2 separate regions of the Homo sapiens genome follow, and region 1 is linked to region 2. Evidence: read pairs that join two places in POLR2A ChIA-PET (ENCODE). Cell type or tissue: endothelial cell of umbilical vein. All regions are shown on one strand. Links, peaks and the distances in the headings refer to the core of each region. The heading gives the core; the rest is flanking DNA.

Region 1 (15,324 bases), core at 8,536-11,035, 77 kb before region 2:
AAATAACAAGAAAGTGTTCAAGTTAAAAAAAAATTAGTTATAGGTTAATCTTCTAAAATCTGGTTTTGTTGAAACTTCCCTAAAGTAGACAAGCATGACTTACTATATCTGATACGGAAATAGGAAATTTTAGCATTTTCTTGATGTAATTTAGTTACTTTATTGTTCTTGTAAATCATTCATATGAGAGAAACAATAGTCAGCTTACATTCAATTATGAATTACTTTAAATTGCCCTTAGAATAGAATGTGCTTTAATTATTTATACCCATGTCACTTCTACTTAGATTTCAAGAAGTACAATTTATGTTGTTTGTTGCTAACTTGTTCATACAAAGCTGATGATTTGGAGCAGTTTACAGCCTTTTTTTGAATGTTCCTGATTATTTCTTTTTTAATTTTCAGAACATGAGCCTTTGACTGCTCCTCAGCTCTTGGTCCCAGATGTCTATCTAAATCTGAAGCTTTCCAGTGAAATGTCAGAGAAACCTTGGTCACCCTCAATACCTCATACAGTAACAAACTTGGTTTGTGTTTTATTCAGAAGTTTTAATAATACCTTTGCGCTAAAATGTATTATGGTCATGTAGACATTATTCAATTGGGTAGATGAAATGAGGTTAAAAATCTCATCTATGTAGCTTTGTAGTAAAGGTTCAAAAATTAATTTAAGCATTATGCCAAAAATATTATAAACTAAGACCAATAATACATACTTCCTGCTCCTTTTCCTAAGTTAGGCACATTCAGGCCCTTCTTTCCTTGTTTTTAATAAGAATGAAGAATTAAGCCTTTTTTTTTTTTTTTTTTTTTTTTTTGGCGGAGTGACCACATAGAGTAAAAAGAATGTAACCCTCTTTGGTTTTATGTGTTTTGGCTCAGGTTGGACATACTTATATAAATGTGATTGACATTGAAGCTAATGATCTTCTACAGGAATTACCTGTGAGAGAAGAGCCTTCAAATGATAATGTTATCAAACAGCAAAGCGATCATCTAGCAGTTCCATCGTCTGCAGAGTTACATTATATGGCAGCTTCAGTTACTAATGCTGTTCCCCCACATAATTTTAAGAGTCAAGGTAATTTTTTCCTACTTTTAAAACAAATATAATTTGAAAAGTTCTTTAATATAGCATTGTTATCCCTACTCACATCTCTTACCTCTCCTCCTACAAACCCACTGTATTTTTGGATGTTTACATGCACAGAAATGTTCTGTTAATCTTCGGATTACCTTATTTAGAAGTTTAGAATCAGTCTTTGAATGCTTTTCATAGTCTTGATAGAATCAGCCAATTCCTCTATGGATTTATTTTCTAAACCTGCAGAAGTAACTCCAGCTTGTCTGGATGGAAAAAGCTTGAGAGCAGGCATTACAGAAGTGAAGGAGCCTAGTGTCACCTCACCTACACCATCAGACATACAGCAGAACAAAGGTAAACAGCCAAGAGGTATAGCATGACCCTCTCCTGAATTACTGTTGTATTGGAAACAAGCACCAAAATTTGGTAATTGCAAAAGAAACCAGAAAAAGGGTTGTCCCTTGCTAAGGAGCATGGGGGCAAGTAGGTAAATGAAATAGAGACATGATTCCAAAGCTGGGAACCATGGATATTTTGTAAGAAGTCACAGATCTGTTTATGCATATGTCTTTTCTCAATTAATAGGGCTAAAAATAAATATTCTTTGTGAGTTCATGAGTGTTTTGATGTTAGAAAGCAATTCTCATATTGTAAAAGGTGGGAAATTCTCAAATAGCACACCAAAAATAAACAGGCATGGTAGCCAACAGTACTTTTTTTCCCAACTTTTATTTCAAATTCGGGACACATGTACAAGTTTGTTACATAGGTATATTGCATGATGCTAAGGTTTGAGGTATGATTGGACGCATCACCCAGGTAATGAGCATAGTACCCAATAGGTAGTTTCTCATCCCTTACCTTCCTCCCTCCTTCTCTGTCTTGTAGTCCTCAGTGTCTGTTGTTTCCATCTTTATGGCCAGGTGTATGCAATTCAATAGTACTTATAAATATTCAGTTTTATAGTCAAGTTGCATTATGGTAACTTTTTGCAAGATTTAGAAGACTATATATATTTAAAATTTTTAATAAAATACATATATATGTGTGTGTTGTTTTTTAGAGACAGAGTCTTGCTGAGCTGTTCAGGCTGGGGTACAGTGGTGTGATCATAGTTCACTGTAGCCTTGAACTCCTGGGCTCAAGGGATCCTCCTGCCTCAGCCTCCTAAGTAGCTAGGATTACAAGCACACACCACCATGCCTAGCTAATTTTTAAAATTTTTCATAGAGACAGGGTCTCACTATGTTGCCCAGGTTGGTCTTAAACTCCTGGTCTGAAGTGATCATTCCACCTCAGCCTCCCAAAGTACTGGGATTATAGGCATGAGCCACCACACCCAGCCTAGAAGAATATCCCTCCACAACCTGAAGCTACTACATCCTGTGACTGGTTAGATTAATCCAATATGCAATCAGACTTCCTGCAACAGAAACCTAAGTCTCCCCTAGGTTCCACAGTGGTTGTGAGGTATGGACCTAGTCAGCCCTGTGGTTGCAAGATGCTTGGGCACAGAGTCTAGCTCTGCCTGATTATTGTATAATGACAGTGGGCACTCAGGAGACATGAGGAGCAAGGAAGGGATGGTTTAGGATGTGTTAGGGCATGTGTATTAACAGCTGCATATACAAACAAGTGCCAGCATTTCAGATTTTAAAGCCTTCATCTTCTCTCTTCTGTCATGGGGCTGCTAAGATGCATGAGTGGTGGATGGAGGATGTATGAAGCTAGCAATCTTTCAGACAGGGGAAGTATGTGGGAAAGTGAAAGGAGCCTGGCTTTTAGATTCACATAGAACAGACCTGGATTTGAATCCCAGCTCTGTCATTTAATAGCTTAGATACGTTTTACTTTTCTCTCTGTGACCCCTGAGTATGTTAGGCCAGCATTTCAAATGACCATAAGCTACAGATTAATTTCATTTATCAGACAGAGAGAATAGATTTTGCAGTAAGTTAATGGAACTTGCTTAGTTTGAGAAAATTAAAGTTTGGCTGGGTGTGGTGGCTCACGCCTATAATCCCAACACTTTGGGAGGCTAAGGCGGGTGGATTTCTTGAGCTCAGGAGTTTGACACCGGCCTTGGCAACATAGTGAGACCCTGTCTCTATAAGAAATAGAATAATTAGCCAGGTGTTGTGGCACACACCTGTAGTCCCAGCTACTCAAGAGGCTGAGGCGGGAGGATTGCTTGAGTCCAGGAGGCAGAGGTTGCAGTAAACCAAGATCTCACCACTGCACTCCAGCCTGGGTGCTAGAGCAAGACCATGTCTCAAAGAAAAGAAAAGAAAATTAAAGTTCATTATGTTTGGAGTCAAATGGAGTAGTATTTTGTTTGTTCGTTTAAAGAAATAGCAAGAGATGAAGCTGGAGAGGTAGAGAGAGGGAAGATTATGTGTGCCATTGTCTGTCATATGGAGGCATTTGGACTTTTAAGGTGAAGGTATTGGAGACACACTGAAGAGTTTTGGACAGAAAAGGAACATGATTTCTGTTTTTAAAAGATCTCTCTGGGCCTGGTGTGGAAGATGGACTAGATAGGCTAGAGATAAATTACAGATAGGGATATCATTTGGGGTCTATTTATTGTGAAAGCTTCAGCCAAGTAGTGGTATTAAGAATGTAGGTGTTTAGCAGGTAGAATCATCAATACTTGTTGTCACTTTGGATCTGAAGGAAAGAGAGGAGCCTCGAGTGACTTTCTGGTCTCTGGCTTGTGAAACTGAACGGTGGTGCTATTTGCTGAGCTGCGGAACAAGGAAGAGGGAGCAATTTGGAGGGGCAGAAGCAGTGAATTCATTTTTATATGCTTATGGGACAACCTAACTGGGATGTTCAGGATATAAGGAGCTGGAGCTAAGAAAGAGTGCCATATAGATTTGGGATCTTTCATCAATGACATAACTCAGAGAAAGTGGGAAGAGTGAGTAGAGAAGTGAGTTGAGGCTGGCAGCCCAGGAAGTACTTATGGGTAAAAGGAATGGATGGCAGAAGAAGAAGTATGAGCAATACAGTGAGGAGGAGACCCCAACATCAGAAAAAGAGTGCATTTAAAAAAGGTGTTGCAGACCAGGCGCAGTGGCTCATGCCTGTAATCCAGCACTTTGGGAGACTGAGGTGGGAGGATTGCTTGAGCCCAGGAGTTCAGACCAGCCTGGGTGACAAAGCAAGGCTCTATCTCTTAAAAAAAAAAAAAAAAAAAAAAAAGAACTATTGCAAATTTGGGAGAAGAATCAACTGAGTTTAAGAATAAGAAGAGTCATTGGCTTTGATTTTGGTTTTAGGAGGTTTAATGTTTGCCTGAGATCTCATATAAAGTCAGTAATAGCCAATATTGGGGATAGCTTTTAACGTGTGATGTTTTTGGTTTTCAAGTAGAATTTGAAAAAGTCATAAAAATATTAAAGTTGCTTTTTGATGAAGTATATGTTTGTAGCAAGGGATGAAAGTAATATTCAGACTTCCTTGTTTGTGGAACTTTGTTGTAGTAATTTATGTATTCTTATCCCAGAAATCAAGAAGCTGAAAAGGAATTTTTAGGTATATTTAATTAAAACTGATTTGGAAAGTAGTGTTGTGTTGGTTTAAAATGAAGTCATCAAAAAATGAGATCATCAATAATACCTCTTCTTTAATTATAATCAATTCTGCTTTTATTCTTATTAATATTTAGGTCTGCCAAAACCAGAGTTCCGATTCAAAGGACAGAGCACAAAGTCAGACTCTGCAGAAGATTATCTATTGTGGAAACGGCTGCAAGGTGTCTCTGCAGCTTGCCCTGCACCAAGCTCTGCAGCTCACCAACTAGAGCATCTCAGTGCTAAGCTTCAGAAAATTGACGAGCAGTTGCTAGCAATACAGAACATTGCTGAAAACATAGAACAGGATTTCCCCAAGCCTGAAATGCTAGATCTACATTGTGATAAGGTAGACTACCTTTATTTTTAGTTTTTTGTTTGCTACTGAATTATTAGATTTGTAGTGTGATATAACTTTGGATACCTGATTTTTCAAAATAATGAGAACTTTGTTTTCTTTAAGCTAGGGTTTGTCAACCTCAGCACTATTGACATTTGAGCCAGTTAATTCTTTGTTGTGGGGGACTGTCCCATGCGTTGTAGGATATTTGGCAGCATCCCTGGTCTTTACCCACTGGTTTCCAGTGGCACTGCTCCCTAGTTGTAACAGTCAAAAATGTCTCTAGATAATGCCAAATGTTCCTGGGAGCCAAAATCACCCTCAGTTGAGAACAATTACCTTAAGCTTTTAAGAAGTAAACCCATGTATAATGCTATTATCATAAAATGAGTTGGAAAATATTACCCTCTCTTCTATATTTTGGAAAATTTTTTATAGGATTGGTACTATTTCTTCCTTAAATGTTTGGTAGAATTCAGTGAAGCCATCTTCCCTGAAGATGCTTAAAGTTTTGTTTGTTGGGACATTTTAAAGTATAAATTTAGTTTCTTCTGTAGATATAGGGCTATTCAGCTGATCTTCTGCTCTAAATAAAGCTTTGTCTAGGGTCCTCCCATACAAAAAGGAAGTAAACCCATGCTTCCTACCAAGAAAAGAAATACATGAATTACAAAACTAGAATGTGATTTTAAAGGAACCCCACTTGTAATTATCATTTTTCTCTGAAAGATTTTATAATTTTACAAATATTATTGTCCTTCTATTTGGAGTTTTTGTCAGTTTCTTTTAAATATTTTATATAAGAGAGTTAGTAATCAGTTCCTTAGAAATTTTTCATATCTTTTTTTCTTTTTATTCTTGAGTCATAGTCTTGCTCTGTTATCCAGGCTGGAGTGCAGTGATGTGATCATGGCTCACTGCAGCCTCAACCTCTCAGGTTCAAGCAATCCTCCCACCTCAGCCTCCTGAGTACCTGGGACTATAGGTGTGCACCACCACTCTCAGCTAAGTTTTTAAAATTTTTTTGTGGAGACGAGTTCTCCCTATTTTGCTTGAACTAGCCTTGAATTCTTGGCCTCAAACAGCCTTGCCTTGGCCTCCAAAAGTGTTGGGATTGTAGATGTGAGCCACCACACCAGCCTAGTTTTCTATAAAAGGTAGACATAAAAAATAAATTAATGTTTATATATATAATGGTAGTTAAATAAAATAGGAAGTCTCAAAAATTATTTTACACATTTTGTCCTTTTTTTTAAAGGAAGAACAATTTATATCAAAAGGATTAAAGAACAAATATTATGTTACACATAATAGGTTAAATGAGACCATGGTTGGGTACTCGAGGCCAGGAGTTTGAGATCAGCCCAGGCAACGTAGCGAGACCTCATCTCCATAAAAATAATAATAAGTCGGGTATGGTGGTGTGCACCTGTAGTCCTAGCTACTTGGGAGGCTGAGGTGGAAGGATCACTTGCGCTCACGAGTTCAAGGCTGCAGTAAGCTATTATTGTGCCACTGCACTGTAGCCTGGGTGTCAGAGCAAGACCCTGCCTCTTAAAAAAAAACAAAGTTAAATGTCTTAAAGTCTAATATTGGGAAATGCAAAATAGTCTGCAGGATAAGAATTCCATTATTGACTTACCTTACAAAAATTCCAGGTTGCTAGCATGTTGACATTTAAAAAATGTATTTATTAGGTTTATAGTACACCTTTAATCCAAACATTTAACACATTTAAAAATAAAGATTAAGCATATGTGAAACTATACTGAAAGGTTATGAGGCAGGACTACTGCTAAAAATATTAATACTAAGTAATGATACTATGATGCTTATTTGGTGGTTTTCCTCTTTTTTTTTTTGGTAGATTTGGGGTTTCACCATGTTGCCCAGGCCAGTCTCCAACTCCTGGGCCCAAGTGATCCTCCCACCTCAGCCTCCCAAAGTACTGGGATTACAGGTGTGAGCCACTGCACCTGGCCTGCTTTCTGTTTTTTTAAACCCAGATTTAGATCTGTCACATCCAAATAAATGTACAGCATCAAAGCAGTTGTTGGAACTCCTTACTTCAAAGAATCTCTTTTGAAATTGCCTTTTGAGCTAGTTTAGTAGTCATTATCTACAGCCAGATATTTGATTTATACCCGAATCTAGTCTTGATCCTGGCTTGCTCACTCTCACAGGAGTTCATGAATAATTAATTCCTTCAACAAACATTTATTGAGCAACTACTGCCTATTAGGCCCTGTGCTAAATTCTAGGAATAGAAAGATAAATAAGGCATAGTACCTACTCTCAAGGAGTGTAAAATCTAATAAAAGAAGATAGATGTATATACCAATGAATACATACATACTGGGTCTAATGAGGCACATAGATATGCCTGACATGTTGTGACTGGACGGGGTAAGTGAAGCTGTGGCATCAGAGGAGGCTTTGTGGAGGTGACTCGAGCTGGTAATGAATTGGTATTCATCAGTTAATTAAAGAAAGGCTGACAAAATATTGTGAGCAAAGGAGAAAGGTACCAAATGGCATAGAGTGTTTGGGGAGCTGTATGAGCATTACTTAGAGGTAGAAGTTAGTGGGATTGGACTTTAAGACATCTGGCAGTAGAGGTAGGAGAGGGGAGACAAGGAGGAACAGAAAGCATTTACCATGTCAAGCGATTGGGATTTTCTCCTATAAGCAGGCAGTAGGAAACCACTGAAGAATTTTAAACAGTGAAGGGATATTATCAGATATGCAGACAGTAGTGTGGAAGGTAGATTGGAAAGGATAAGCCTGGGAACAAGGAGACCACATGGGTCACAGTGGTTCCAAATCTAATGGCTGCCCATTAGAATCATATAGGAAACTTGTTAAGAATGCAAATTCCTGGGCCCCATTTCCCTGAAATTCTGATTTTAAGTAGGTCTGGTTAGAGCCCTGGAATCTGTGTTATTAACAAGCTTCACAAATGATTCTTATGCTGCTAGCTCTATACCAGGTCCACTGATAAGTGTTTGAGATCCACTAAATATCCATGGCAGGAAATAACCATATGCCTGAATTTGAGCAGTAAGAATGGAGGGAAGGCATTAACAGGACTTAGAGATTGATAAGCTGTGGGAAGGTGAAGAAGACAACAGAGATTCACAGTGGTGTCCAGATTCCAGCCTGGGTGAATGGTGGAGCCATTTTCCAAACTAAGGAAGAGGAGGAGTTGTGTGTGTGTGTGTGTGCGCGCGTGTGTGTTGGGGGAGGGAGGCACAATGATTTCTATCAGGGACATGATAAATTTGAGGTGCTGTGAGATAAGTAGGCAGTTCCTCAAAAGCAGCTGAGGAGCTACAACTGGGCTGAAGGTACAGATTTTGGAGTAATCAGTTAGGGGGAAGTTCAAATCATGATAGCATAGGTGCTCCTCAGGGAGAGCACATGGAGGAGAAAAGAAGAGGGTAAAGAATCTTGTGGAAACACTGCCTTGTAAGGATGAGTATTCAACAAGACTTGAGAACAGTCTGAAGTCATAAGAGACTCAGGAGAAAGCCAGCCAAAGCAGGAGTTGGAGGAGGGAGTTTCCACATGTCTGAGTCCATTAAGCATTTGGACTCCTGTGCATGTCAAGATCACTCAGATGCTTTTTCAGAGTATACATTCTATCCCTGCTGAATCTGTTGGGGAGGTGGAGGTGACTTGGCATTTTGAAAAGGCTCTCAAAAATTCTGATAGGGCTCCTCTCTCAAGCCTTTTAAGACTCGAAGGTAGGGACAATGTCTTTTGCTACACATGGTGGGCATTTAATAAATATTTGTTCAATGGTTGTCTTTGCTATCTTAGTTTTGATTCTGGCACTAATAAAATCACATTTATATACTAAAGATTCACCAGTAGAACAGTTATTTATAATTGTGGTACAAGGTTGGGAGACAATTTCAAAGGAAGAGTTCCAAAAGCATTTGCTCAAAGCCCTTACGTACAGTAGTCCCCTCTTATTTGCAGTTTTGTTTTCCGAGGTTTCTGTTACCTTCTGTACAGTATAAGAAGATATTTTGAGAGACAGAAAAAAAACACATTCATATAACTTTGATTACAGTATATTGTTATAATCGTTGCATTTTATTCTTAGCTATTACTAATCTCTTACTGTGCCTAATTGATAAATTAAGCTTTATCATAGGTATGTACGCATAGAAAAAAACATAGTATACAGTCGGCCCTCTATATCCATGGGTTCTGCATCTGACAGTTCAACCAAATGTGGATTGAAAATATTTAATAAAAACAAAAAAGGATGGTTGCATCTGTACTGAACATGTGCAGATTTGTTCTTGTCATTCCTGAACAATACGTCATAACAACTATTAATAGTTAACATTTACATTGTATTAGATATTATAAGTAATCTAGAGATTAAAGTATATGGGAAGAATGTCTATAGGTTGTATGCAAATACTGCACCATTTTATATAAGGGACTTGAGTCTGTGGATTTTGATGTCAGGAGCCAATCCCTCATAGATACTGAGGGACAACTATATATAAGGTTCGGTACTACCCCCACCGTTTCAGGCATCCACTGGGCGTCTTGGAACATATCTCCCAGGGAAAAGGAAGATATTTAGTCTTCTAAAATGACCACTTTGAAGGAAATAATGTTAATTTTGTATACACACACACACACACCACAATTTGCTTATTTATTTAATTTAGTTTTGAGATGGAGTCTCACTGTGTCATCCAGGCTGGAGTGCAGTGGCTCAATCTTGGCTCACTGCAATCTCTGCCTCCCAGGTTGAAGCAATTCTCCTGCCTTTGCCTCCTGAGTAGCTGGGATTACAGGCACCTGCCACCATGCCCACCTAATTTTTGTATTTTTAGTAGAGACGGGATTTTGCCATGTTGGACAGGCTGGTCTCGAACTCCTGACCTCAAGTGATCTGCTTGCTTCACCCTCCCAAAGTGCTGGGATTACAGGTGTGAGCCACTGGGCCCAGCAGGTTTGGTATATTTTTAAAAAATGCTCTCACATTATTATAATGTACACATAAATACAAACATCTTCACTTGCCTAACTTAAGAAAACAGCTTATAGTCCTGGAAGAGGCCCAGGGATACTCTGGGCAGACACTGAGTGGTAAATAGTCTTGAAGACCTGGGTTGACCGTGTTATGCCACTAAAAAAGTCATTGAATCTCTCTGGGCTTTGTTCTCTCATCTTTAATACGAATTTGTCTAGATAGTAATTAAGGTTCTTCATTCTAAAATTTTATGATACAATTTTCCTGAGCCTTTTAAAAGTTTATAACTCAGTTAAGCTACAAATAAGTAAAAATTTCCTCTGTTTTATTGATCCCTACCATTTAGCTTATATTGGATTTAATCCCATTTTTTTCACTTTTGCATTAATGCAAGTGTTTAAAACTTACATAAAACTGTTTGTTATTTTGAAATTATCAAAGTATTACTGTTGTTTTGTTGTGTGTGTTTTTTCTACAGATTGGACCAGTGGATCACATTGAATTCTCTTCTGGCCCTGAATTCAAAAAAACATTAGCTTCAAAAACCATTAGCATTTCTGAAGAAGGTTTGTAGGGGCTGATAGGGGCTGGCTGAAGTCTTGCTTTAGTTGATCTGAAAGAATGTGCATTGTTTTGTGGAGTGCCAGAAGTAGGAGTAGTTTTCATTATGTGAGCTGAAGTCATAAGCTTCCCAGTTTTTAGATTAGGATTATTTTTTTGTAATGTGATTAGCTTCCACCTCACGGCCTTTTTTTTTTTTTTTTTTTTTTTTTTTGAGAAGGCAGTAACCTCCTCTGGATTTTATACTAGGATGGGGCAAGTGTGGCCTGGAGCTCAGTTTTTGTGGATTCCAAGCCATTGGCCTCATAGTGCTGAGGATTGCACAGAGCTTTGTGCTGAGGTTGCTGTTTGTCTGTGATCATCAGCTGAGCTGGAATTTGAGGTTCTGGTAAAATGGCCAGGCAGTGGTGAGGTATTAAGTTTTTTCATTTTTTATTGAAAGAATGAAATTAGAATAGTTGTTTTTACCTTCTGCTGTGTCTGTGGTTCATACCTGTGTTCTCTTTCTCATTCAGTCTTGTCAGTTTAGTCTTTTCAAAAACCAGTGTTTGTTAATTCTCTTTGTTTCTCAGTTTCCTTTTTCATTAATCTTTATTATTTCTTCTATTTTGGGGGCATTAACTTGTTGGCTTTTTTCTAACTTTATTTTTTCTTATTTTCTAATATGTGTAATTGAGGCTGAATATGTTTCTGCATGGACCTAGACAAGAATGTTGATACTCATCATCATCTGGTGGTGTTCAGGTCTACATAGTTTGTAGTTCGCATTATGATTTCTTTAGCTTGTAAAAGGAGTTTTTAGCTTCTAAATATTAAGCATTCTAATATTGGGCTATGTTTTTGTGGTTGATTTCCATTTTCATTGCATTTTGATTAGCTGATGTGTATGATGATATCAATCCTTAGATATTTGTTAAAATTTCCCTTGTGGCTGAGGATAGTCAGTTTTTACATTATGTTCCACATTTATTTGAAGAGGCCAAACATTTTCTGTTGGTTGTATGTAGTGTATGTGTATATATCTCCCTTTGGTCAAGCTTCTAAATTGTGTTGTCCAGATTTTTTGTATTTTTTCTGATTAGTCAGCTTGATCCGTTCATTTCTTAGAAGGTTGCATTAAAAATTACCCATAATGATTGTGGAATTATTTCTCCTTGTAAATCTGTTACATTCATCTTAAGGCTATAAGGTGAATATAGTTCAGGATTGTTATATTTCTTGTTGGATTTTGTCTCTTTTATCATTAAGTAATAACCCTCTTTATCCCTAATAATCCTTTTTGACTTATAGTCAATTTTGTTTAATATGAACATTACTACCCCTGTGTTCTGGTATATCTTTTTGATATGCTTTATTTTTTAAAATTTTATGTAAAATTTCTACACTATTTTAATAGAAGGCAGAATCATACAATTAACTTTCATATACTCAACAACAAACTTTAATCATTATCAACTCATGGCCAATCCCTTTTTTACCTATACACCCACCCACTCTTCCCACCTTTTTCTTGATTATTTTGAAACGAAACCCAGACAGCACATTATTTTATGTATAAATATTTTGTATGTATCTCTAAAAGATCAGGTCCATTTTTAAAACATAAGCACAATAATATTGACACTCCTTTAAAAAATTCTTAATATACTTATATATCTAATCAGAGTTCAAATGTTGCCAATTGTCTCGTTTCAAAAAATAGTCTTTTAGGCCGGGCGTGGTGGCTCACACCTGTAATCCCAGCACTTTGGGAGGCTGAGGCAGGTGGATCACAAGATCAGGAGTTCGAAACCAGCCTGGCCAATATGGTGAAACCCTGTCTCTACTAAAAATACAAAAATTAGCCTGGTGTGGTGGCGGGTGCCTGTAGTCCCAGCTACTTAGGAGGCTGAGGCAGGAGAATTGCTTGAACTCAGGAGGCGGAGCTTGCAGTGAGTCGAGATCATGCCACTGCACTCCAGCCTGGGCAACAGAGCGAGACTCCGTCTCGAAAAAAAAAAAAGCTTTTTAATTATTACAGTTGGAACCCAGCTAAGATCTATAAGTGGCCATTGGTTGATGGCTTATAAGTCTCTTAACTTCTGGGTTCCTTCTCTCCTTTTTCTTCCTTGAAGTTTTCTTTGTTGAAGAAACAAGATAGTTGTTCTGAAGTGTTTTTCAGAGTCTGAGTTTTGCTAATTGAGTCTCTGTGATGTCATTTAATGTGTTGTTTTCTCCTCTGTATTTCTTGTAAATTAGATATCCCTTTACTTTCAGGCTGTTTGATTATGTTGTATTTGTGTCCAGCATGTACCTAGATTTCATTCCTTTAAATAATTAGACAGTCTTTTTTAACCAGCAAGCATAATCACTGTTCATTTATTGTATTTACTGATATATTTGTGCTTATTTCTAATATCTTATTTCATGGTGGTTTTTTTGCCATTTATTTCCTTTACTTTTGTCCCTCTTTTTTGCCTTTTATTGGATGGAGTTTTCTGTATTCTCTCTTTCCTGCTGTATTGGTTCAGAAATTATACATTAGATTTTTAGTTTTTAGTGGTTATTCTTGAATTTTTAACATTCATAGGTGAGTTAAAATTTAAGGTGAATTTGGACATGGTGGTGCATACCTGTAGTCCCAGCTATTTGGGAGGCTGAGGTGGGAGGATCACTTGAGCCCAAGAATTAAAGGTTGTAGTATGCTATCATCACACCTGTGAATAGCCACTGCACTCCAGCCTGAGCAACATAGTGAGACACCGTCTCTTAAAATTTTTTTCATTTTAAATTAAGGTGAATATATCTACCTCCCAAACAATAGAAGGACTTTAGACCTTTTTAGCGCTGATTTGTTCCCTCCATCTTCTCTGATACTGTTTTTTTGTTTGTTTGTTTTTGAGATGGAGTCTCACACTGTGGCCCAGTCTGGAGAGTGCAGTGGTGTGATCTCAGCTCACTGCAACCACTGCCTCCCAGATTCAAGCAATTCTCCTGCCTCAGCCCCCCAAGTAACTGGGACTACAGGTGCACACCACCACACCCAGCTAATTTTTTGTATTTTTAGTAGAGATGGGGTTTCACCATGTTGGCCAGGATGGTCTCAGTCTCTTGACCTTGTGATCTGCCTGCCTCAGCCTTCCAAAGTGCTGGGATTACAGGCGTGAGCCACCACGCCCGGCCTCTGATAACTGTTTTCAAATATTTTAGATCTACTCTGTTTTTAACCCTCCCATTTAGTTCCCCTTGCCTTTTATTTTTTAAGTCAGCACTTAGTTAAGATTTCTCAACGTTTGGCATTTTCTTTGCCAACAATTACTTCATTTTAAAATTTCTAATTTTTTTTTTTTTTTTTTGAGACAGAGTCTCGCTCTGTCACCCAGGCTGGAGTGCAGTGGTGCTATCTTGGCTCACTGCAAACTCCGCCTCCTGGGTTCATGCCATTCTCCTGCCTCAGTCTCCTGAGTAGCTGGGACTACAGGTGCCCGCCACCGCGCCCGGCTAATTTTTTGTATTTTTAGTAGAGACTTGGTTTCCCTGTGTTAGCCAGGATGGTCTTGATCTCCTGACCTCGTGATCCGCCTGCCTCGGCCTCCCAAAGTGCTGGGATTACAGGCATGAGCCACCGTGCCCGGCCTAAAATTTCTAATTTAAATAATGTAAATATGTAGGCAACAAATGTATAAAACCAAAACAAGTTTCATGATACCTTTTATTGCCTGAGATGCTCTCTGGTATTTTCTCTTCTCTGCTATTGTTGCCCACAGTTGCTTCTTGCATCCACTTCTTTTTTTTTTTTTTTTTTTTTTAGACAAAGTCTCACTCTGTTGGAGTGCAGTGGTGCGATCTCGGCTCACTGCAGCCTCCTCCTCCAGGGTTCAAGCAATTCTCTGCCTCACCTTCCTGAGTAGCTGGGACTACAGGCACCTGCCACCATGCTGGGCTAATTTTTTGTATTTTTAGTAGAGACGGGTTTTCACCGTGTTAACCAGGATGGTCTCAATCTCCTGATCTCATGATCCGCCCACCTTGGCCTCCCAAAGTGCTGGGATTACAAGCGTGAGCCACCGTGCCTGACCGTATTTCTTTTATTTACCTTATATTGGAGTAGGAATGATTCTTTAGTTTTAAGATTTAACTTTGGGGACTTTTCACCCATAATATTTTGAAGTACTGCTTCCTCCCCATTTTTTCTTTTCTCTCTAAAACACCTAATAGAGGCATGTTGGACCTCCTCACTCTGTTCCTTATATCTTTTTTTTTTTTTTTTCGAGACAGAGTTTTGCTCTTGTTGTCCAGGCTGGAGTGCAATGGCACAATCTTGGCTCACCACATCCCCTGCCTCGCAGGTTCAAGTGATTCTCCTGTCTCAGCCTTCCAAGTAGCTGTGATTACAGGCGTGTGCCACCACCACTGGCAAATTTTTTGTGTTTTTAGTAGAGACAGGGTTTCTCCATTTTGGTCAGGCTGTTCTCGAACTCCTGACCTCAGGTGATCAGCCCACCTTGGCCTCCCAAAGTGCTGGGATTACAGGTGTGAACCACTGTGCCTGGCCTCCTTATCTCATTCAGCCTCTTCTGCATAATTTCCTCCCTTTATCAGTGGTTCACTCAGGATGATTTCCTCATATCTGTCTTCTAGTTTACTAATTCTCTTTTTTGCTGTGTCTTTGCTGTTTTAGCTATTCATTATGATTTTAATTTTGGTGGCTACATTTAATATCTAGAAGTTGTATTTATTTCTTTTTCAAATCTATCTGCTCTTTGGATGTTGTGTCCTG
Region 2 (15,324 bases), core at 8,641-11,140:
TCCCAAAGTGCTGGGATTACAGGCGTGTGCCACTGTGCCCGGCCAATGTCACTTTCTTCTGAGTATTTTGAGTATTTTCTATCTTTGATTTTCAGCAGTTTGACTATGATGTGTGTAGGTTTAAGTTCCTTTTGATGTATTCTTGTGGAAGTTCCCTAAGCTTCTTGGATTTGTAGGTTGATGTTTTTCATGAAATACAGGAAAATTTCAGGCACCATTTCTTAAAAAACTTTTTTTTCTGCCCTATTGTCTTTCCATTCTCCTTAAAACCGCATTTTCAGGCCGGACACAGTGGCTCATACCTGTAATCCCAGCGCTTTGGGAGGCTGAGGTGAGTGGATCACTTGAGGTCAGGAGTTCGAGACCAGCCTGGCCAACATGGTGAAACCCCATCTCTACTAAAAATACAAAAATTAGCCAGGTGTGATGGTACGTGCCTGTAGTCCCAGCTACTCCGGAGGCTGAACAAGGAGAATCACTTGAACTCGGGAGGTGGAGGTTGCAGTGAGCCGAGATCGCACCACTGCACTCCAGCCTGGGTGACAGAGAGAGAGAGAGAGACTCTGTCTCAAAACAAACAGAACCATACATTTTCCTTTAATTCTGTAAACACTTTTGTTTCTTTGTACATATTTAAAATAGCTGCTTTAAAGTCTTTGGGGCATCTCAAGGTTAGTTTTTGTTGACTTTTTTCTCTGGACTCTGGGTCATAGTTTCCTTTCTTTGCATGTCTAGTGGTTATTTATTTATTTATTTACTTATGAGACAGGATCTAGCTCTGTTTTCCAGGCTTGTCTTGAACTCTTAGCCTCGAGTGATCCTCATGAGTAGCTGGGATTACAGGCATGAGCCATCACACCCAGCTTGTAATTTTTTACTGTATTCTTTATATAGTGGGTGAATTGTAACAGATTGTGAATTCTGTTGGCTTGTTCTGAAAAGTTGATAGTTTTTATTCATGTAGGCAGTTCAAAGATAATCATCTTGAATATGTGGTAAGTGCGTGCCAGGTTTATTCTGAGTCTAATTTAGTAGAACATAACCTCCATAATTTCCCCCTGTGCATCGTATGGGTTTAGTTTTATGCTTTGTGGGCCTTACTCTAGGGCACAATTCTTCATTCTCAGGGGGCCTTTCTGGTGTCTAAGCTGGATGTCTGGAGTATCAGGTGTTGGTGCTCCACTCTAGCTGGGCTGGGACTCCAGCATCCTTCAGCACTTCTTAGCTTCTAGTATCTCTGTTCTCTTTCAACTTAGTAGCTACTGCTTTCTGGCAAATTGCATATAGTGTTGCACTGTACATAAGCCCTTGGCAAAGACCTCACAGGGAACTCTCTCACATGGGCTTTTGCAAGATAATGTCAAGCCTGACAAGAAAAAAATGTGTCTCTTTTAATACCCAATTTCAGTGTATCTGCATCTACCATGCTTTGAGTTATTATGAAAAAGTGTTGGAAAAAAACCCCCAAATTATGAGCTAGCCTCTGTACAGCTTTTTCCCTCTTGATCTTGTAGATTCCAGCCATTGTGACTGCCCAGAACTCTGATCTCTCCCCGCTCAGCTCAGTGGGAGCACTGTGGTCTGCCTGGACGCCACTCACTGTGCTAGAGTCAGGGTAATGTCCTTAAGCAGACAGCCAGGCATTCATGTGACTTACATCAGGAACTTTCCCTCTATTGGGGGTGACTGTCTTGTGCTGCATTTTGTCTAATGTCTAAAAGAAATTGCCTTACATATATTTTGTCCAATTTTACGGTTAAGGCAGGTAAGCTAGTCAGGTAGTAGTTACTCTGTTATATCAGCAGAAAGCTGACAATCCTAGGAGGTACCTAGCCTCTAGCTTGAATATCCGCTCATCTTCAAGACACGAAGATCTGCCAGCTTTGCTCAAAGTATCTGAATAGAGAGGAAACATCCAATGAGTGCTTTTTAGATGCAATGTTTATAAAGTATAAATATATATTTAGTAAATATTTGATAAACTAATGATAAGCCATTATAGCTTATACCATTTTCCATTTCTCAACAATTCAAATAATCACCATGTACTATGCTTTATGTCTTGCTTTGCTTTTCTGTAGGAAAACTTTGGACCTTATTGAGAAGAGGAAAACACTTAATTGGGCAGAAGTCCTAGTGGCACCCACCAGAGCTCTACTGCATTCAGACACTGTTCACACACTGACCATTCATGTGTGTTCAGCATCTGAACTTGGCCTTGTGACGTAGAGACCCTGATGAAAGCTAATGTTTCTGTTTTCATGAAAATATTCAATCTAGGGAACACCTTAGAGGAAAAAAGACTTTTAGGTAAGATTGGTTTGGAAATTGGGAATGACCCAGCTTGTGCCTATATATGTGGGCCTGCAATCAACTTCTGTGGTAGGAGTGAGTTGCCTACCTGAAGGGAAACTTTTTACATAGGATTTAAAAAGATGATACTAATTTAAAAACAAACAACATTTTAAATAGGTTCAAAGCTAGTGAAAGTAAAAATAAACTAATTAATATTACCCCAGTATTAAGAATTTAGCACACCTACAACCATCTGATCTTCAACAAACCTGACAAAAACAAGCAATGGGGAAAGGACTCCCTATTTAATCAATGGTGCTGGGAGAACTGGCTAGCCGTATGCAGAAAATTGAAACTGAACCCTTTCCTTACACCTTCATACAAAAATTAGTTCCAGATGGATTAAAGACTTAAATGTAAAACCCAAAACTATAAAATCCCTAGAAGAAAATCTAGGCAATACTATCTGGGACATAGGCACAGGCAAAGATTTTATAATGCAAATACCAAAATCACTTGCAACACAAGCAAAAATTGACGACTGGGATCTAATTGAACTAAAGAGCTTCTGCACAGCAAAAGAAACTATCACCAGAGCAAGTAGACAACTTACAGAATGGGAGAACATTTTTGCAATCTGTCCATCTGACAAAAGTCTAATATCCAGAGTCTACAAATAACTTAAACAAATTTACAAGAAAAAACCCCATTAAAAAGTGGGCAAAGGACATGAACAGACACTTCTCAAAAGAAGACATGCATATGGCCAACAAACCTATGAAAAGAAGCTCAACATCACTGATCATTAGAGAAATCCTAATCAAAACCACAATGAAATACCATCTCACACCAGTCAGAATGGCAATTATTAAAATGTCAAAAAAAAAAAAAATAACAGATGCTTCCGAGGTTGTGGAGGAAAAGGAACACCTTTACACTGTTGCTGGGAGTGTAAATTAGTTTAACCATTGTGGAAGACAGTGTGGCAATTCCCCAAAGATCTAAAAGCAGAAATACCATTTGACCCAGCAATACCATTGCTGGGTATATATCCAAAGGAATATAAATCATTCTATTATAAAGATACATGGATGCGTATGTTCACTGCAGCACTATTCACAATAGCAAATATGTGGAATCCATCCAAATGTCCATCATAGACTGGACAAATAAAATACTGTACACATATATATACACACCATGAAATACTATGCAGCCATAAAAAAGAACAAGATCTTGTCATTTGCATGGATATGCATGGAGCTGGAGGCCGTTATCCTTAGCAAACTAAGGCAGGAACGGAAAACCAAACAGTGCATATTCTCACTTATAAGTGGGAGCTGAATGGTGAGAACACATGGACACATAGGGGGAACAACACGCCACTGGGGCCTGTTGAGGAGGGGAGGGAGAGAATCAGGAAGAATAGCTAATGGATGCTGGGCTTAACATCTAGGTGATGGGATGATCTGTACAGCAAACCACCACACCACACATTTACCTATGTAACAAACCTGCACATCCTGCATATGTACCCCTTAAAAGCTGAAGATAAAAAATTGTTTTTTAGTGGTTTCTACCTGTAATCTCACTTTGGGAGGCTGACGCAGGAGGATCGCTTGAGCCCAGGAGTTTGAGACCAGCTTGGGCAACAAACAAAGGGAGATCCCATCTCTACAAAAAATTAAAAATTGCTGGGCACGGCGGTTTACACCTGTAATCCCAGCACTTTGGGAGGCCAAGGTGGGAGGATCGCTTGAGTCCAGGAGATCAAGATCAGTTTAGGCAATATAGTGAGACCCTGTCTCTACAAAAAAAATTTAAAAATTAGCCAGGTGTGTTGGTGTGTGCCTGTAGTCCCAGCTACTTGGGAGGCTGAGGTGGGAGGATCACTTGAGCCTGAGAGGTCAAGGTTGCAGTGAGCCATGATCATGCCACTTCACCCCAGCCTGGGTAACAGAGCGAGACCCTGTCTCAAAAAAAAAAAAAAAAAAAAAAAAAGACACACACACACACACAAGTTTCTTGATATAGTGTATTCATAAATATTTTTTATTCTGTCTGTCTCTTAAGACCCAAGTGAAAGGATAATAAATTTTAAAAATATATAAATCAATGCAAACAAAGAGAATTGGAAAAGAGACAATTCTAGATGAAAGATTTCAACAAATTTTCAGAAGACAGAAGACAAAAGCAGCAGCAACAGACGTAACAGGGTGGAGAAAGCCATGATATAATTTATGCAAAAGAGGATAGTGATGAAAAGTGAACTTGAGACTCAGAGCTGATAAGCACAAAAAGGGGCATACCAGCTTTTTGAACAGGGGCATGCAGCTGTTCTACATATGCACTAATAAACCATGAGACAACCATGGTTTATTATTCCATATGTAGACTGGCTGCAACTCTTCATCTCTGCAAACTTCTGCAAAGAATTCCTAGCACCTATACCCCAAGCAAGGGTCCAACTTCTCATCTGATTCGCCTTAGAGCAGAGGTCTGCAAAGTGGCTCAATCCCTCTTCTTACAAATAAGGTTTTATTGAAATGCATCCTGTCTATTCATTTACATATTATCTATGGTAGAATTGCAAAGTTGCAACATAGACCTTACGGCCTGCAAAGCCTAAAATATTTTCTGGCCCTTTACAGAAAAAAGTTTGCTGGCTACTGCCCAGAGTAGAGCCTACCAGAGGAGCTTCACCTACACACTCAGCTTCTTCAGTAAATGTTTTAGTATCATCTTTCCCTAAAACTAAATAGACCACTAGGCATCCTAGATGCATGGAGAAAATCATTATGAAAGGGAAAATCCAAATTAAATAGGCAAAATAATAGAGAAAATAACTCAAGAAGAAATAAAAGAAATGGTTTTTAAAACTAATTGGTATGCTCAATGACAAAGGGAACTCTATTCTCACATTTCTATAAGGTTATTATTTCTTTGGAAAAAAGAGAATTTATGTTTCTGATTGGTGAGTGGCAAGAGTTCAACATCGCCAGGTGTGGTGGCTCATGCCTGTAATTCCAGCACTTTGGGAGATTGAGGTGAGTGGATCACTTGAGGTCAGGAGTTTGAGACCAGCCTGGCCAACATGGTGAAACCCTGTCTCTACCAAAAATACAAAAATTAGCCAGGCGTAGTGGCATGTGCCTGTAATCCCAGCTATTCGGGAGGCTAAGGCATGAGAATCACTTGAATCTGGGAGGCGAAGGTTGCGGTGAGCAGAGATTGCACCTGGGTAACAGAGTGAGACCTTGTCTCAAAAAAACAAAAACAAAAGAAAAAAAAAGTTTGACATCAGTTGCTCCCCCCAGCCCAAATTTTCTCTTTTCTTTTCTTTTTTTTTTTTTTGAGACAGGGTCTTGCTCTGTCACCTAGGCTAGAGTGCAGTGGTGTGATCATTGCCCACTGCAGCCTCTACCTCTTGTTCAAGTGATCCTCCTGCCTTGGCCTCCTGAGTAGCTGGGACCACAGGTAAACACCACCATGCCTGGCTAATTTTTGTTTTTTGTTTTTTTTGTAGTGATTGATAGGGGTTTCACTATGTTGCCTCAGCTGGTCTCTAACTCCTTGGCTCAAGCAATCCTCCCATCTCAGCCTCCCAAAGTGCTGGGATTGCAGGTGTGAGCCACCGTGCCCAGCCTGTTTCCATTTCTTAAGTGAGTGCAATACCTGTATTAAAAACCAATTGCATGTGACACTATTCTTTCCCAACACTTGAGGCTTGACAAGTGAGGGGTAAGCAATTTTTCTTTTGGTAGGCTGCCTAAATAGATAAGTAAGTATCTGCCTTGCCAAATACTCGACCCAGCAGATGCATTGCAAGGTCTAGATTCCGGGAAGAAGGCAGCAAGCTTGATTGTGATTGCAGGTCCAGGTTACAATGTGTTCTGTATTCTGGCTCTACTGACAATAAAGCTGTTAATGTTACCTCCATCTATCTGGCTGCAGTTTATAATTTGAATCAGATCTCTAAGGAATATGGCATGTGATTTCTCGGCCTACTTAATCCTGAACACATGCTATGTTGGCTGTGACTTGAGCTCAGGCCCCCAGATGGCAAGTGAGAATTCTACTTTCTTTCTTTCTTTCTTTCTTTTTTGAGATGGAGTCTTGCTCTGTCACCAGGCTGGAGTGCAGTGGTGCAATCTCAGCTCACTGAAACCTCTGCATCCCAGGTTCAAGCAATTCCCCTGCCTCAGCCTCCTGAGTAGCTGGGACTACAGGCGTGCACCACCGCACCCGGCCAATTTTTTGTATTTTAGTAGAGACGGGGTTTCACCATGTTGGCCAGGATGGTCTCGATCTCCTAACCTCATGATCCACCCACCTTGGCCTCCCAAAGTGCTGGGATTACGGGTGTGAGCCACCACACCCAGCTGAAAATTCTACTTTCTAATCTAACAAATAGATGATATGAGAAGGTGGTATATTTATTCATAAAATAAAAGTTGCTATATGAAGGGAGCAATCAGAGAACAAGAAAAAACCTTCAAAATTTAAAATATATAGTTGTAATGAATTATTTAATATTAGAGTTAAAAGATAAGATAATGTAGGAAAACTCCTCTCAAAGAAGACAGAGCCAAAAAGGAAAGGGGGCAGGGAAGAGCAAAAAACATAGCTGAGAAAATTAGTCTAAAAGGAACAGTATCTACAGATTTAAGAGGACAAATAAACTAAAGGGGAGAAAGTTAGTTAGTAAAGAAAATTCTCCAGAGCTAAGGACACAGATTAAATAAGCCTACAACACACCCTGCAAAATGAATTTTATTAATTTTATTAAAACAATAGAGATGGGATCTTGCTTTGTTGTCCAGGCTGGTTTTGAACTCTTGGCTTCAAGCAATCCTCCCACCTCAGCCTCACAAAGGGCTAGGATAACAGGTGTGAGCCATGGTGCCCAGCTGCAAAATGAGTTTTTTAAAAAAGATTCACATTAAGGGACATCGCTATGAAATTTTAGAATACCAGAAATACAAAAAATATCCTAAAGTCTTCTAGAGAGGGGAAACACAGATCGTATACAAAAGAACAAAAATCATAATTGTATCAGTCCACTTAACAGCAACAGCACAGGCTAGGAGACTATGAGAAGCTTTCAAAGGGAAACTTTTCAACTTAGAATTCTAGACCCGGCTATCAATCATGAGACTAAAGACGTTTTCAGACATCCAATAATTCGAAAACTTTGTCCCCATGCACCTATTCTTAGGAAGTTATGGCAGGATATGCTCAAGCAAACCGAGAATTTTAAGCTAAAAGGACAAAAGTATGGATGCCAGAGATGGACTCTGGATCCAGCCAGAAATGGGGAAGGAAAAGTCTGGAACAACTTTGCAGCAGCCCTGGAAAACGAATCCACATTGATACAAAACTAATGGGGAGGAGGGGCTGGGATAGAGGAAGAGGGTGGGGGAAGACTCCAAAGAGCGAATGATATAAAAGAACATTCCAAAGGAATTAAAGTACACAAGAAAACATCATATACAGGAACATGTATTTATAGTACACTAAGTGTTGGCTCTGATTAAACAATATTTACATAGTTGTTTTATATTATATAAATTCTCATTAAATATATCCATATTGGGAGGAGAGGGGAAGGACATGAGAGCCAAGTCCTTACCTATCATAAAAAAGTCAACAGATCATAATATAATTCAATATGTAAGGTCTAGGGTTAACAAATTGTAACAGTATATTCTTTAGAAATATAAATGACCCAAAGAAAGAGCTAAGAATTTAAAGTGGTTGCCTCTACAAAGGACTAGATGGAGAGAGATGGGATAAGGTATTCTTTCTTTAATTAGCAAAATCAAACTATTAAGTAACAAACTTTATTGAGTTAAAACCTTCATTAATTGTCTTGAAATTACTTTGAATTTTATAAATGGCAAAATGTTAAAGATTCAGTTGACTTTTTACAGTTATGCAGGAATCCACCTAGACTACTTTTCTCCTTTCTGGATAATGTAATATATTTAGATTCTTCACTTAAAATGATGGTTGTTCCCTCATGGGCCATTCTCCAGAAGAACGAGGAGTAAGTCATGTTTTCTCCTATGTGGATGCAACCCAGGAAGGCTGGCTTCACTCATCTGATTTTACTAAGGAAGTTCATACTTGTTATCTCCTTATTACAATTTAAATTATAATAACCAAAGATACGTGACTGACTTAACTTTCCAAACAAATGAGGCCACTACCCTCCCTCCACTACTACCACCCCCCAGCCCAAGTTATTGTCATCTCTCACATGGAACACTATGACCCTGCTCCAATCATTCTATAGGTCGTAGTCAGTGATCTTTTAGAAACACAAATTGAATTCTACAAATACAAATCCCTATTCCAGCCCCAGGTATCTTAATCTCTTTAATGGCGCTCTGTTGTTCATAGGACATCCTTAACACGGCCTACAGAAGCATGAATCAGCCCCTATTTCATTGCCTTCATCATTCTCTCATTTGTTCTCCGCCATTCGTAGGAACTGTGAAGCTTCTGAGGGCCACATGCTACTTTATCCAGGGCCTTTGTAAGTGCTTGGTCATCTGTTTGGGACACTCTCCTTGCTTCCCCCTCCCTTCAACTATTTCCCCTTCATACCTTAAAGCTCAACCACCATGTCCCTAAGGAATAAAATGTGGGAGCAATTTTTTTTTTTTTTTTGAGACAGGCTGGAGTGCAGTGGCACATCACAGCTCGCTGCAGACTCAACCTCTCTGGCTCCAGTGATCTTCCTACCTCAGCTTCTTGAGTAGATGGGACCACAGGTGCATATCACCATGCCCAGCTAATTTTTGTATTTTTTTTTGTAGAGAAAGAGATTTGCTATGTTGCTCAGGCTGGTCTTGAACTCCTGAGCTCAAGTGATCTGCCTGCCGTAGCCTCCCAAAGTGTTGGGATTATAGGCATGAGCCACTGCACCCAGCCTGCAATTTAAAACAAAAATCATTTCCTATTTCTCAATAGTTCAGACATTATTTGGTATCTGTTATGTCTGTTGCATGTCCTGCTTTATCTGAGAATGTTTCACTTGGAGAAGGAAGCCTTTCTGATCTCCCTCAACCATCCAGACTATGTCAGTGCTACATACTCTCCTGGCTTCTATTACTTTTCCTTTCAAGCACACATCTCAGTTGTTATTAAATTGTGTACTTTGTGGTCATTTCCTGTCTCCACTACTGGAATGCAAACTTACTGCCAATGGGTGCAGCACAGCTCATAGTAGGCACTCAGCAAATACTTGTCAAATGATGGAATCTGCAAAAACTAAAGATAATAAACCAGTGTCAGTACCAAAGAAAGAATAAGCCATTGTTTTAGCTCAGGAAAGGAGTATAGAATGTACCATGTGATTCCTTGATCTCCACAATGCAACTCTTCACTTTACTAATTAATTCCCAAGGCCACACTCTATACCTTGCACCCAGAACTGCTCTCAGGAATCTCTTACATCCCTTTCTCTGATCATATCATCCAATTATTCCACATCTGCTGCTCACACTCATACTTGCTCTCCCACTTCATGGAGACTTCTGAGCTTGGATTCTTCCATTTTCTCTGAATCTAGCTCTTCAACTAGAGCTATCCCCGCATCCTGGCTTGATGCCATACTCAATTCTTTGTTGGGAGCTGAGTACTACTGGAGAAAAACAATACAATCATGCAGTTTGGCATCACCACAATTTCTCTACATTGTAGCCAATTACTGATCTTTCTGAACTACAGCCCTTAGTATTATCTTACCCCATTTAAAGCTCTTCCAAATTCCTAAATGTGACATTTTAAATGCTTTATTATTTGCTTCCCTCCCCAGCTTCCCTTCTCAGAATTTCAGTACTCTATGTAGTTATAGCTTAGCCGTTGGTAGCCTCCAAGATCCTCCCCTTGCTCTGTGCTGCTCCTACTCTACAGCTTAAATGCTGTTGACTCCAATAGGGTCCCCACCCTGGCTACCCAAGTGTCATGCTTGTGTATATTCCCACCTCTGAACATCACCATCACCTGAATGTCCCACAGGCACTATCAACATATTTAAAATTGAACCTGGTGACTTAAGCCAAAGAAATCTGATAGCTATCCTTGTCCTGATGTTTTTATTTCCTAAATACATTTGCAGATCACTCCAATCTTCATCCCTACTGCCATCATCCTCCTAGTTCAGTCTCTATTTCTGAGACTATTGCATTAGTGTCCTCTTCTTGACATCCTTGTCTTTCCCCTATGTAGCAGAGTGATCGTTCATCAATCCCTTGAGCCCTTCAACTGCCTATACATTAAAATGATCAAATTATATTACTACATTACTAAAGTTATCAAAATTGCATACTTATCTCTCCTTTCTATGGCTTCATCTTTTGACATTGTACTACACGCACGCCAGCTCCTCTACTCACTATGCTGCTCCCACTTTCAGAATTCCATCCCCCATCTCCCCACTTAACCCAGCATTCTGATTCTCTCTCTCTAATGTGTCTACACAAAACCTAAGTATAGATTTCTTTAAATAAGCTTCCACAAAATAAGCTAAGTGATTTTGTTTACATTTCATTTCACACTTGTTTCAGAAACCCATGGCTTTGTCTATGGCTATGACTATGTCTTCTGACTTCAAAGTTAATACTCTTTTTCACTAACCTAAGTTTTAGTCTTCTACATCAAGCCAGGTGATGTAGAAATAATTAAAACACAATAAAATATCACATTTTCCCTTTTCTACCTAATAGGATGGTAGGCATCACAAAATCTGAGAACACAAAACGTGGATCTTTTGAAAAGGTATAGAAAAAAAAATCAGTAAAATTTAGTCATTAAGTAGCCTACATTCAGATCTTAACAGGAGACTGAATAAGAACTTCCCAAGGTTAAATCTTCCTTATGGGAGATAAGAACCCAGTTTTGCTTTTGACTCTAGCAATAAGTAGGTATGCAGCTTGGTGATATCAATTCACCTCTTTGAGCCTTAATTTCACCTTCTTAAACCTGTAGTCATTCCATAGATTCCCAAGATAGGCCAAAGACGGAAATGGGATGGGGATGTCCATGAACCCCTTGAAATTTTATGCACAATTCTGAATATGAACTTATTCTATTTTCTAAGGAGAGAGATTTCTCGGCTTTCATTATATTCTCAAAGGGGTTAGTAAATTCCAAAGTGATTAAAAACTTCAGATTATTTGCCATCTCTCATATGACTGTATAAATATTTTTAAAACTATGGAATTGGAGATCCATTATTGGTTTAAATTTTATAACAAACTTAGACCATAATAACCTTTTTCTGTTCTTTGCTCCAGGATTTAAATCTAGTAAGGTTAAGGCTAAATTACAATTCTAGGCATGTTATAATCAAGAAAAGCTTACTCTGGTATTTCTTAGCAGAAGAAAGGTCAATGTAAAGGGTTTGATAAAGCAACACTAACTTTTCATTTTAAGTTCTATGTGATTGAGATTTAAACAATGACTGAAAAAAGTCACAAAAGGGCAAAATTCCATTCAACAAAAACTGTAACACCCTGAAAGCTGTATCATTAAAAAAATCATAGCCTGCAGTCAACTTATTTCAAGCAGTATGTATTACAAAATTACTGACCAACAAAAGGAACTCTGATTATAGGGCATCCTCTGGCATCTAGTTCAGCTTCCATTTCCTTACTTTAAATCTCTATCTCCAACTGCCTGCTTGGTTATTTGCCAACTCCAAATCAAAGGATTAATCAATGCTTATCACCATCTTCCTGAAAAGTGGACCTATCTCCGTACTTCATTACCTCTGTAGTGGTACTCTGTTCTAGTTATACAGGCTCAAGCTACTTATGAATTTGAAAGAGATCCAATATCTCTCAAGCCTACAATAACTTCAGGTAAGAAAACTGATTAAAAATCAGAAAACAACTAGACTCTCCATTTAGAATCAACTACTTATTTATTTTTTTTTTGAGACGGAGTTTCGCTGTGTCGCCAGGCTGGAATGCAATGGCGAAATCTCGGCTCACTGCAACCTCCGCCTCCTGGGTTCAAGTGATTCTCCTGCCTCAGCCTCCCAAGTAGCTGGGACTACAGGTGCGTGCCACCACGCCCAGCTAATTTTTGTATTTTTAGTAGAGAGAGGGTTTCACCATGTTGGCCAGGCTGGTCTTGAACTCCTGACCTCTTGATCCGCCCGCCTTGGCCTCCCAAAATGCTGGGATTACAGGCATGAGCCACCGCGCCCAGCCCCTAGAATCTACTTAAGAACCCAAGGAAAAATACTTGTGTTTTCAATATAAGAAATTTGCAAGGAATAAAAAGACATGAGAAAGCCTACAGAAAGGACCTAAAAAATATGACATTTATGAGAAAATAAAAAATTTAAACACTTACTGGATATTTGATATCAAGGAAGAATATTTAAAGATAACCTATTTATGGGGCTGGGCACGGTGGCTCACGCCTGTAATCCCAGCACTTTGGGAGGCTGACGTGGGTAGATCGTGAGGTCAGGAGATTGAGACCATCCTGGCTAACATGGTGAAACCCCGTCTCTACTAAAAATACAAAAAATTAGCCGGGCATGGTGGCGGGCGCCTGTAGTCCCAGCTACTCGGGAGGCTGAGGCAGAATGGTGTGAACATGGGAGGCGGAGCTTGCAGTGAGCTGAGATGGGGCCACTGCACTCCAGCCTGGACGACAGAGCAAGACTCCGTCTCAAAAAAAAAAAAAAAAAAAAAAAAAGATAACCTATTTATGGATAAAATAAAATGATGCCTGAGACTTGTTTCAGAAAGAGTGGAAAGGGGTGCATGGAGTACAGCTCAAATAAATTTGGTCAGAAATTCAGAATGACTGAAACAGAGGAATGGGTAAATGGAGATTCTCTTAAAGTAAAAATAATTTACAAAATTCTTATAAGAAAAATAATTGTGTACACCGTACCACTCTCAGCAGTGAAGCCATATACAATTGGGGTCTTAAAAACGAAGGGTGGCTTGGTACTCACATCATCATGCAAAACACACAGGAACTTTATGACCACTTAGTCAACAGAGTACCAAACTGAATTTGTTTGGTCAGTGACTTTCTATTACACTAAATTTGCATGTAATTGTTTCTCGGCTAGCACCAATAGGACAGACTGTATTTCAGAAAAAAATTCAAGTGAAAAATTAGTAAAATCATTTTGTAACAAATGCTGCCTATGACAAACATTAGCTATAGGACTAAACAAACTTTGGTTTTAAAATGAGCAAGGCAAACAGCAAAAGGTTCAAACACGTAGGATTTTTATGGGGCAAAAATTACTATCAAGTGTTTCAAATTACATTATTTCAAGTGGGTAATCTGATGAGTTTTATATTTGCAAAAGTAATCTTATTCCAATTATCCATATCCACAGTTCTGAAGATGCAGACCACCTGGACACAGGTAGTGACAAGGATGAATTTTTCTGTGCAACTAAAAGTGGTGGGTAGGGGAGGGAGAACCACATACTTCCCTGGTTAATTTATTTCTAAATAAAAATACGGTAAATTTGCTTGCTGATCATGAAATCTGTATTGAACAAACATCAGTTTGACTTACCTGTTTTCATGAGACAGACTATGGTCATAAAAATCACCTGTGTGCTTCAGTTACCTGAATAATTCAAATACTCAACCTATCAACAGAGTAAGCTATATATTTCTCTCAAAAAACTCAGCATTTCTTCCATTAGAGATTACTACATCTAGAAAATTCTAGAGATCACTGAATTTTCTGCCATGTGTATTTTGGTATGAACATATTTTTAAAACTAGCCATTCTTTCTTAATAAACAATTTCAATAAGGCTAAAATTTCATATTAATGTACTTAAAAAGTGAAGAGATACTTGAAAATTTTTATATCAAATATAACCTATCTTTTCAAGTCAATATAACAAGATTAATCTATGGTAATTAATCAACACACTATAGAGTAAGACTGAACTTTCTAAATACTTAATAGAACTTTGTGAATCCCCAATATACTTAAAGTTTGATTTTGTATATTTGACTGCCAAAGCTTTAATAGTGTTAAGACCTAACAATTCATCTTGAAGAATCTTCAACTTTCTGAAAATTTTGGTTTGTATATTTAAGAGTTAAGGCTTATATTAACATTTGGCTTCTATTAACAGATAAAATAGGAGCTTAGAATATATACAAAATTTCAAAACTGATTCCTAAAATTCCTAAATTTCTTTTTCTTTTTTGAGATGGAGTTTCGCTCTTGTTGCCCAGGCTGGAGTGCTATGGCGTGATCTCGGCTCACCGCAACCTCCGCCTCCTGGGTTCAAGCGATTCTCCTGCCTCAGCCTCTCGAGTAGCTGGGATTACAGGTATGCACCACCACGCCCGGCTAATTTTGTATTTTTAGTAGAGACGGGGTTTCCCCATGTTGGTCAGGCTGGTCTTGAACTCCTGACTTCAGGTGATCTGCCCGCCTCGGCCTCCCAAAGTGCTGGGATTACAGGTGTGAGCCACCGTGCCCTGCCTAAAATTCCTAAATTTCTAATGAGTGGCAAACACAGAATTCCATCTATGGCCAACTGAGGCAACAGAAGACTTACTACTGTGTACCTACTTCCTAAAAATTACTCTGAACAGGATTCCCAAGTATGTATACTACAAGGATCCTTTAGGAACTGGTTTACTTCAATAAGGATCATCTCTCTTAATGTCTGATGTTCAATTAGCTTAGAGTAGTGAGACACAATTACTTCAATTCCAGATTTAAATCCCTATCATGACATTAGTAAATTACCAAATCCTTCTAAGCCTGCTATCCTCATCTACAAAATGAGGATAAAATATATAACGAGAGTTTTTGTGAGAATTAAATGACAGCATGCATCACTGTCACGTAAATAGAATTCAAAACTGGCTTTTTACTCACATTTACATTCTTAGTACTCTCTCTGGGCTGGATTTTATTCTTATATTTTCTCTAACCAGTACCCTTTTTGATATATTATTCTCAGAAGTGACCTCAAATCCTTTGTTGATATACATAAACTCCAAGA

The links. ChIA-PET counts read pairs that join two places held together with the same protein. Peaks named below come from ENCODE experiments on the same cell type or tissue, not always from the same donor. Only the 100,000 strongest peaks of a DNase experiment are listed, where the experiment ranks them.
Region 1: POLR2A ChIA-PET joins it to region 2 with 8 read pairs; 3 of 35 experiments call an interaction of 5 or more read pairs at or near these places.

What each region holds. Positions count from the first base shown.
Region 1 is chr5:37,143,427-37,158,750 of GRCh38, reverse strand. CPLANE1 (ciliogenesis and planar polarity effector complex subunit 1) reads left to right here. Exons shown (of 53, transcript NM_001384732.1): 39 at 406-527; 40 at 883-1,081; 41 at 1,331-1,438; 42 at 4,758-5,011; 43 at 10,483-10,570. Among named protein-coding and RNA genes, the nearest start is that of CPLANE1-AS1, 98 kb to the left of the region's middle. RefSeq lists a silencer at 5,864-6,046. In endothelial cell of umbilical vein, for the core only: no CTCF peak of the experiment used is centred there; no DNase peak of the experiment used is centred there.
Region 2 is chr5:37,066,579-37,081,902 of GRCh38, reverse strand. It overlaps a transcript of CPLANE1 not described here. Among named protein-coding and RNA genes, the nearest start is that of CPLANE1-AS1, 170 kb to the left of the region's middle. In endothelial cell of umbilical vein, for the core only: no CTCF peak of the experiment used is centred there; DNase peaks (open chromatin) are centred at 9,562 and 9,682; H3K27ac peaks cover 1,652 bases.